2 separate regions of the Homo sapiens genome follow, and region 2 is linked to region 1. The links are chromatin contacts, found by Hi-C or POLR2A ChIA-PET in ENCODE. All regions are on one chromosome and are shown on one strand. The core of a region is the stretch at or near the end of the contact, and the rest is flanking DNA. Distances in the headings are between cores, read along the strand shown.

What was found. Hi-C counts contacts between places; a loop is a spot of excess contacts on that map. ChIA-PET counts read pairs that join two places held with the same protein, here RNA polymerase II (POLR2A). Pooled maps may share reads with other maps.
Region 2: a pooled map shows a loop between it and region 1 (2.4-fold over the local background). The contact joins two enhancer-like sites. A Hi-C loop is called at or near these places in 2 of 50 pooled maps. POLR2A ChIA-PET finds 5 or more read pairs at or near these places in 3 of 52 experiments (A673, H1 and naive thymus-derived CD8-positive, alpha-beta T cell).

What each region holds. Positions count from the first base shown.
Region 1 is chr2:42,025,545-42,030,361 of GRCh38, forward strand. No RefSeq gene overlaps it. Among named protein-coding and RNA genes, the nearest start is that of PKDCC, 20 kb to the right of the region's middle. RefSeq lists enhancers at 2,988-3,287, 3,308-3,597, 3,618-3,807 and a silencer at 4,228-4,327. Within about 2 kb of position 3,212, at least 8 of the 41 ENCODE cell types and tissues checked have a DNase peak (open chromatin) inside an H3K27ac peak, as active enhancers do.
Region 2 is chr2:42,125,267-42,129,914 of GRCh38, forward strand. No RefSeq gene overlaps it. Among named protein-coding and RNA genes, the nearest start is that of EML4, 42 kb to the right of the region's middle. RefSeq lists an enhancer at 2,385-2,594. Within about 2 kb of position 2,270, at least 10 of the 41 ENCODE cell types and tissues checked have a DNase peak (open chromatin) inside an H3K27ac peak, as active enhancers do.

The DNA.
Region 1 (4,817 bases), core at 1,962-4,461:
TCCTGGAATCAGAGGCCAGTCCAGGGAGAATGTGGAGTCTGTTAGGGAGAAAGCCGGCTGGAGGTGGGAGGCCTGGGGCTTAGGTGTAGGACGAATGAACCTACCAGAACTGAAACAGCTGGGCAGCCACAGTGAGTTCCCTACATTCTCTCCAGCCTTGATCTTCTAGGCTTTTCCACAAGGGAGGCCTTGACCTTGTACACTGCTCTGTCCCCCAAAACAGAGCCTGGAGGAGTTATCCTGGCAATAGCTCAGGCTGAGGTAGACAAGTTCAGCCCCTGAGGAAGCCAGAATTTTAGAGCCCCCGTGTGTCTCCTGAGTGTATGCTGAGATATAGACAGATGTAGGCATTCTATTTCTAACAGAAAGAACTTCCTTAAAGCCAACTCCCCCTCTAACCCTAATTCTCCCAGAGATTTGCATCCCACATATGATCCTGACCCCAAGCTCAATCCTAAAACCATCCCTCACAGGAACTCCACACCAGTCTCAACCCAAACACTTCAAAATCACTGAATTTAATCCCACACATTTATCCTCATCCAAATTCTAAACCTTACTCTCACCCCAAATCCGGACTGTCACCTTGATCTGCATCACAAACCTGACTACTATAGGTATCTGTTGTGAGGTGAGAATTAACAAAAAGGAAAAGTTAACATGTATTGTACAGTTATAAGGTGTTTGCAGTATATAAGGCTTTTTCTATTTATTGCCATATTTACTTAATAGCAACCCTATGAGTTAGACATTACTATTATCACCATTTTACAGATTAGAAAACCAAGGCTTAAAAAGATTAAGCTAGTTACTCAGGTAAGGCGCCTCTAGCCTGGGAGGTGACTGCTGGAATGATCTACTCCCACCAGCAGTATCTTGCAGAGTGAATAAGAGGCTTCGGCTAGGAGAACTTCAATCTGCATAGGGAATATTATGGCTGCCGTAGAAGCCACACCAAGCCCTGTCAGATGAGATCCAGATGGGGTCTCTGCTCAGATATCAAGTGAGAGTTGGCCCTGAGGATTCAGAGCCCGGAAACACACTGCAGAGTGACACAAGAATCATAGCACAGATAGGCAGGATCGAATCCAGAAAAATCACCCCAAAGCTAGTTAGCCCCCAGCTCCACAGAACCACCAAGGATCCCACAACTGCAGTCCCCATTCCACCACTTTGGGGGTCCTCTTTCTAATCTAACTGGGCTCAGCTAATTTTCCAAACCTCCCTGGAAAAGCAGCCAGATAAAATGGCATTCTAAATCACAAGTTCCCCAAGCCTTCCAGTACACAGTGAGGAGAGTCCTTAATCAGGACAAGGATGACAACCTTCTAAGCACAGTGTTTACCCCATGCACACATGCACAGATGGGCTTGTTCATACATTCATACACTGTCCTGGTCGGGTCCTCTCCAGTGTCTTTTCTCTGCCCCAAACCTTATGGTTTCTCTAGTACAATGAGGAAAGCCCACAGCAGGTCTACCTCCTTCATCCTAGAAGACCTCACTCAGGGGCATGCTGGCCTGCAAGAATCCATGGACATCAGCAGGTCTGGCCAGACTAGAAGAAAGGCATCTACTCTCTGGAGTCCTCCATTCCTTCCTGGGTCAGGCTTTGAGTCAGGGTTTTTATGGCCAGGATATCTGTCCAACCATGAAGGACCACATCAAGACACGCTCAGAGCCCCGACCCATACCACTCTCCATCAGTCTGGAAAATGTGATCCAGCCAGGACACCCTGGATGCAAAGAAACCTATCCAGAGACCAGCAGAGGGACCTAGCCTATGGCCCGAAGCGCTCTGGCTTAAAAGCCAACAGAAGTCCCTCATGGATACTGGAGACCGGCCTGCAAGCACTGGACTTCTTGCCCACACAACCCTTGGCCCATGTGTTGCATGTTGGCATGACTTACAGCCTCTCCCAAACCAGGCTGGGGACCCCAAGACAGCCTGGGTTTACCTCCTGAATCCACCTGCGTCCAATCCCATCTTGTTCTTCCTCCTCCTACCTCCCACATTCATCTCCCTCTCATATCCAACCTGAGCATTCCTTTTCTTCTGCCCTCATCCTCATTTGTCATTTGGGACCCATAAAGTGGAGTCAGTAATAATAATAAGTATAATTGGCTCCTGGAGGAGAGAGGTGAGTGGGCGAAGCAGAGTAGACCTAGAGGAGGGAGAAGACCTGAAGAGGGAGATGCAGGGGCTCTCATGGAATGGCTCCCTGGTTGTCTTTGTCTGAAACTTAAGAGCCAGGAATCCATGTCTGCAAAGAGATGGTGGCCTGTGACATGGAGTCTTCCCAAGCCCTCCTGTAGAAATTGACAGCTCTTAGGGCTGGGAACCCACCATGCCCAGATCCCCTCCCGATTCCACAGATGCAGATAAAAGAATAGAAGTAACCAGCTCCCAGAGGGGTGGATGCAGATGTGGCCATCAGCACCCCAGATGTGGCTCAGCCATGGTCGCCGCCAGGGCTGCTGTGACTATGAACAGGAATGTAAACCCAGATGGGGGTGGGGATGGGAGCTGGAGGGGACAGAGCTGTTTCGGGGCTCCAGGAAGAACACAGCTCTGGGAAAGAGAGGGGTCTTGTGTCTGACTTCATAAAAATGCTCAGCCTGTTCCTGGGGAAAATAGATTGCTGCAAATAGATATTCCACCCTCATCCACCCGAGCTTCATTACCCCGTTCTAATCTCTCCTCCAACTCCTGCTGCCCATCCTGACCTCAACTTCATTAGGACCCTTCTCCACTGGTGGCCAAGGCAGCCTCTTTGGCCACTTCCTGCCACGGAAGGGAGGGCAGCAACAACTGCCTCCATCTCTGGAAAATGGAGGGAAATGTCAGTTTCGGCCTGGCAGGTCAGCCTCTGTCCTAAGCCTCGCTAATACCCAGCATTCCAGGCACCATAAAGATGAAGGGTCCCACAGCCCTGCTCACCAGCTCCTGCACATAAACACCCCCATTGATAAAGCTCCCTACACCATTGCACACGAGGCCCATTTACTTTCTACTTTGTTTTGAATTTTCATCTCAGGAGAAGCTTGCAAATCGCTAACAGCAGGAACTTTCCGGAAGTTGTAGAATATAATCAGTGCATTCTCAGATTTGTCACGCTCAGACAGAGCTTCCCCAAGGAGTCACCTATCAGGGAGCAGAGGAGGCAGGAGGCTGAACGTAGCCAACAGAGCCTGTGATGGGAAGAAGCCAGGGAGCCTGGCCCAGCCCCTGCCTCTGGGTAAGCTTGGCCTGCATCCTGCCCAGCCCCCATCTGGGTCCTGTTTGTGAAAATGAGGTGAGCAGCCCACACTCTGCTATTTTGGGAGGATTAGCTATCTCAACATAGAACATCTTTCCTGGGCAGGAAGTTCTTCTTTAAATATAGCCTGAACCCCTCCTATTGCAGAATCAGTCATTTCCTATGGTCAGGCCTCAGGAGAGGGGAGGTGGAAGAAGACAGCTGTCCCTGTCCTCCGCTAAGGAGCCACAGCCACAGTGCTGAGCTTGCCAAGTCCCCCAACTAACACACTTCTTGTCTGCATGCTACATAGACCTATTCGCTCGCAGAGTGCAGCTCTCAGATCAACCTGCCTCTGAGTGGACGGCCTAGGACTGGGTTTTTCAGCAAGACCCTGTCTCTTCGTGGGGATCCCTAGAGAAGGCTTTCTGCAATGACCTCTTTTAGAAAAAGTAATCCTCTTCTTCCAGTCATCTCCAATGAACCAAACAAATACTTGTCTGCTAGGTGCTTCATATATATATACAGAGAGAGAGAGAGAAAGAGAGACAGAGACAGAGTCTTATGTTGTCACCCAGGCTAAAGTGCAGTGGCATGATCACTGCTTACTGCAGCCTCCTGAGTAACTGGAATCACAAGCACATGCCATCAAATCCAGCTTTTTTTTTTTTTTTAAGAGATGAGGTTTCGCCATGTTGCCCAGGCTAGTCTCAAACTCCTGAGCTCAAGCTATGCTCCCGCTTCAACCTCCCAAAGTGCTGGGATTACAGGCGTGAGCTACTATGCCCAGTCTTTATATACTTTAGCACATTTAATTTCATCTCTACAACCCTACAAGTGAGAAAATACCACCAACATCTTGAACGTGAGGAAACCACCTGAGAGAGAGTAAAAAATTTACCTGAGGTTACAGAGTTGATAGATGACAGGGCCAGGATAGGAACCCAGGTCTGAGCCCTCAACCTACACTTTCTCCTCCCACCTGAGGAGACAGGAGGGCTGGACCTGACATTCGCTGAGTGGGCAGAGGAAAGAGGAGGCACACATGCAGTCACAGTGCTCAGCTGAGACTCCCCTGGCTGCCTTCCTGACAAGCCAGCATCTGGGTTCACCCCAGCTCTCACACCTTCTCACAGCCCAGGGAACAGGATTTCAGCAGCCCAGCAAGGTCAAAGGGCAGCCAGAAACATTGCTTCCTCCTTTATCTTAAGAGAAGAAGGAATCGCTTTTAGACTTCCACCTGGAATTATAGATTTAGAAGGATTATTCATGTCAGATGGGTTTAAACAAAGGAAGGCTTCCAGGAAGAGAAGAGACTATGGCCAGTTTTACAAAGAAGTGAAATTCTCTGTGGCAGAAAGCAGGGAGAAGCAAGCCCCAGAGCAGAGAACGGACCAAATCAAGTCTGGAGAAGCAGGCCACCCTCGTGGGGAAGGGCTGGGGCGCCAGAAATGGACACGCACACGATGTGGGGCTCAGCGGGCCATCTGCAGTTCTCCCATCCCAGGGCCCAGAATCCGGATCCCCTGATCCCCGAGGGGGTCGGCTGCAGCAGCCCTCCTCAGGCAGTCTACTCCAC
Region 2 (4,648 bases), core at 1,020-3,519, 99 kb after region 1:
TGAGGCGGGTAGATTGCTTGAGGTCAGGAGTTTCAGATCAGCCTGGCCAACATGGTGAAACCCTGCCTCTACTAAAAATACAAAAATTAGCCAGGCATGGTGGCAGGTGACTGTAATCTCAGCTACTCGGGAGGCTGAGGCAGAAGAATCACTTCAATCCAGGAGGCGGAGTTTGCAGTGAGCTGATATTGCGCCACTGCACTCCAGTTTGGGTGACAGAGCGAGACTCTGTCTCAAAAATAAATAAATAAATATGAATAAATAAATAAAAATAAAACTAATGATGATACAGAAGGGCCAAGAAACTTCATAAAGCATCACTAACTGTCCATTCTCATACTCCAGAGCAGTCCAAGCAATTCACAATAAATATATCTACATCGTCTTATTCTTTATTCTACTGAAGCCCATTAAAAGAAAATTAGCCAATTTTTTCCTGTATTTTAAGTGACGAGCTTTTGGAATAAGTTTCAAGAAACTCAAGAGCAAAGCCATGAGCTAACCAAAGATCCACTTTCTGAGATAAATCTTGTCTTAGAAAGGAAATGAAGGCATACAATGTGTGTGGCAGGAGGGGCCATGAGGAGGGGGCTGAGGTCAGATATGATCGGAACGCTAGTGTCACAGTTGTCTCCTGTAAACTGGTCTCTGGGAGCTGGGTCAAGGCAGAGGAGTTGAAAGCCAAACACAGACAGCAGCTGTTGAGGATGTAAAGTCTCTGGGCAGAGTGGATAGGGAGCTGGGTGTGGTCACCCAGAAGCCAATTTCCACCCCACCCTACAGACCTAGCGACTGGGGCTAAGAAGAACTTCCCGTGTTGCATTCCAGCCCTTCTGATTGGGCTTAGTGAGACTGCCAAAGACTGGCTGCAAGCTGCCTGATTGCACTGCATACACCTCCCTCAATGGTGTCCCGGCTGGAAAACACTGAGGCTTTTAAGAATACCACGTCCAGATGGCCAGGATGCAGGACTGACCTGCAATTGCCACACTGGGCACCAGGTACAAGTAGATTTCACTGAAGTCCTCGAGGGACTGAGTGAAACTGCTGGGGTATGCGGGTCTTTCCTATGTTGCACAAATCAGTGCTGAGCTGCATAGGTGACAATGATCACTTCCACAATTTCCCAGAACATTTGTCAAGAGCCTGAAAGGGCTGCATCACTGAGCAGGGAATCTTCATTATTCATTTCAACATCACTTTTCTTGGAAACCTTGACTACTCCGCTCTCCAGAAATAATCCATCAAACTTTTCTCTTCGTTGAAGTCATACTGCAAAAACTCCCATAATCAAATTCCCCACATTAGGATCCCTGTTTATTATGTAACAACAGAGTCAAGAGGGAAAAGAGTGCATCAGACATTGACATTTTTTTTCTCTCTCTCTCTCTTTTAAGTTTTTGTCATGAAAATTTTCAAACACACACAAAATGAGAGAAACGTAAAAATGAACCCCCATGTACCCACCATCCAGCTTGGATAATCTCAACATACACCAATCTTGTTTCATCTATTGCCCCTCACCCCCACAACTATTCTTTTTTTTTTTTTTTTTTTTTTTTGCTGGAATTTTAAAAAGCAAATCCCAGACACAGCATCACTTCACTAATACATACTTCAGCATGCATCTCTAACTAATAAGGACTTTCCTTTTTTTTTTTTTTTTTTTGAGATGGAGTTTCATTCTTGTTGCCCAGGCTGGAGTGCAATGGCGCAATCTTGGCTCACTGCAAACTCTGCCGCCGGGGTTAAAGCGATCCTCCTGCCTCTGCCTCCTGAGTAGCTGGGATTACAGGCACCTGCCACCATGCCCGGCTAATTTTCTGTATTTTTAGAAGAGATGGGGTTTCACTATGTTGGCCAGGCTGGTCTCAAACTCCTGACCTCAGGCGATCTGCCCACCTCGGCCTCCCAAAGCGCTGGGATTACAGGCATGAACCACCGAACCCAGCCAGGACTTTCGTTTTTAACATAAGCTCTGTAGACACTAGTATTTATTTATTTGGTATCTATTGGTATCTATTTAGCATTTAGTATTAGTGGGAGCCATTACAGTAAGACTCTTTACACTGTTTATTTCATAAAATCTCAGCTCAGCAAAGAAACACCCTAGAAATTCACAAACTCCCCAGGAGAAAGAAAGAAATGCCCGGGCCCTAACAACCTTGCTATTTGCATTTTACTCATGAGGAAAGGTGCTTAGCCAACTCGAGGTAAGCTGTGGAAAGGCTGCAGTCCAAGAGCCTTCAGAACTTGAAACAAGAGGCATGTCAGAGCCTGACTTTGCTCCATCCCCCCTGAGTAGTCAAGGTATTAAAAGAGCATTACTTCCTCATTTGCAAACCACCTTTTTTTTTCAAAAAAACCACTTTACACCTATCATTTGAAGTTATATTGTCAAGATAGAAACACACTTCTCGGGAAGATAGTACCTTGAAAGTAGAAACCATTCAGCAAAAAAGTTTTTGAAAAATCCAATGTACATTTCCACTAATCAGGCTTGTCTGTGAATGGAGCAGAGGGAAAATGCTGCTTCACACAAAAGCAATCTCAGTATAAACATTTCTGTTTGCTGTGCACTCTAACTTTGTCTTCTCTGTCCTTTATACATGAAAGCTCAGGAGATTTAGGCACAGCAGCTACATTGGGTCGACTTACCGAATAAAGGTGGGGACTACACAAACATGGAATTTGGAGTGAGCCTTTGCCTCAAGGACAGACTGATAAATCCATCCTGAGTCACAAAGATGCCACACAGGCTTTGGGCTGCTACCTTATGGCTGGACATTCTAACCCCAGGCTCCTAGATGCAAAACCCAAGTCAGCCCCCATATATAGTCACAACATGCTGTTGATTTTCCCTTCAAAAACTCTTATGCCTTCTTGCTGTTGCCCTCCTCCAGGTTCTCATCACTTTATGCAAGATTATGCCAGGGACTGGGATGTATTACACCAAGGAGTTGCCAGGAGCTGCAGTGTGGGTGAGGGCTATGCCTAACAAGAGGAACGGATGTTGAGATCTGGGCCAGCACTGCACAGAGCACTCACTAAAACTGAGCTGTTGCATATGCTTTGGTGGATGTTCCCTCTGCCTGGAGCACTCTGTAGATGTCTGTTTGACTTGCCCCTCAGCCTTTTCTGCTTCTTTCAGGTCTCTGCACAAGTATCCCATTCTTAAGGGGGCCATCCCTGGCCACACTATGTCAGACAGCACACCCACTGCTACTCTTGAGCCCTTTATTCTGCCTTATTTGCCTCTATCCTCCTTATCACAACCAGATAAAACAGATTTATTATTTGTTTTGTGTTTTGGTCGCTACCGTATCCCCTGCACCTAGAACAGTGCCAGGCATATGGCAAGGATTCAACACATTTTTGCAGAATAAGTGATCTCCTTAAAAACGAGATCTTGTCCTCTTCTTCTACCACACATGACTGATCTAAGCAGGCGCTAATTATGGAATGCCCCATTTTGGAGGAGGGGCTCCTCAGGAAATCCACAGGGAGATACAAACGGGCTTTCCAGAGCCAGCACTCACCCCAAAAATCTAACTGTTCTAAAAGGAATGTAGATTTCTTAAATCTGCATCATCTGTGACTGCTCCAGAGTTTGTGACTACCAGCTCCTAACCACGCATTCTGTTCCTATGCTTTGTTCCTGACCTTCAGGACCTTTGTGAAGCTTCCCGATGGCCTGATGGTAACAAACTCTCAAGCACATACACTTTAAGAATAATATATCCCTCTCAGAGCTACACCACTGAAAGGTGTTGCTTCAACAACAGAAAGATTTATTACTTTCTTCCCTCACAGAAAAACCGCAGGAATATTTCCTTCTTGACTGCAGCAGTGAGTTCCAAGTTTCATTAAAGAACCGGCCAGATGCTTCCTCCTAGCTTGCGTGGGAAGAAGTTAAGATAAAGAGCATTTGAAACTCTACCTCTGCACACCTGCCCCATACCTTATTCCCTTTTGACAGTTCTTCTTCCTGTTTCCCCAGGGTTGGGGATATAGAGCCATGTGACCTGCCTCCCCAGACAGCTGGGGCCCTGGAACCTCCCTGGCCCCTCACCCTCTGGTATTAATAATAGATGGCTCTTAGTGAGTTGCACATCTGCCATAAAGCAGGCACTACACTTTTCAAATTGTCTCAAATTCTTAACACCCAAACCGGAAAAGAGCTGTAATCTGAGTGTCTGCTGCTTGGACAGCCCTTGTAGTCATAACAGCAGAATCTATCCTTCTGCCTCTGTCACTGAAAAGCACCTTCCTCCAGTATATCTGCACACAGGGAGTAAGTTTCTTATTCCCAAAGCCAGTCCACACAGCAGCCTGTCCCTCTGCTCTTACCTGTCCCTAAACTCCACACTCAGCTGGGACCTCCGCTCACAGCACTGTGGGTCCTGCCCCAGGACTCAGGGCTGCCCTCTTCCCTTGACATGACACTGATGGTGGCCTCAGGGGTGTAGTAGGCAGAATAATGATCCCCAAAAATGTCCACATTCTGGAACCTGTGAATATCTTACCTTACATGGACTTTGCAGGTGTGATTAAGTTAAAGACCTTGAGATGGAGAGATGATCCTGGCTTATCCAGGTAAGCATGATGTAATCACAAGGATCCTCATGAGGGACAGAAGGAGGCAGGA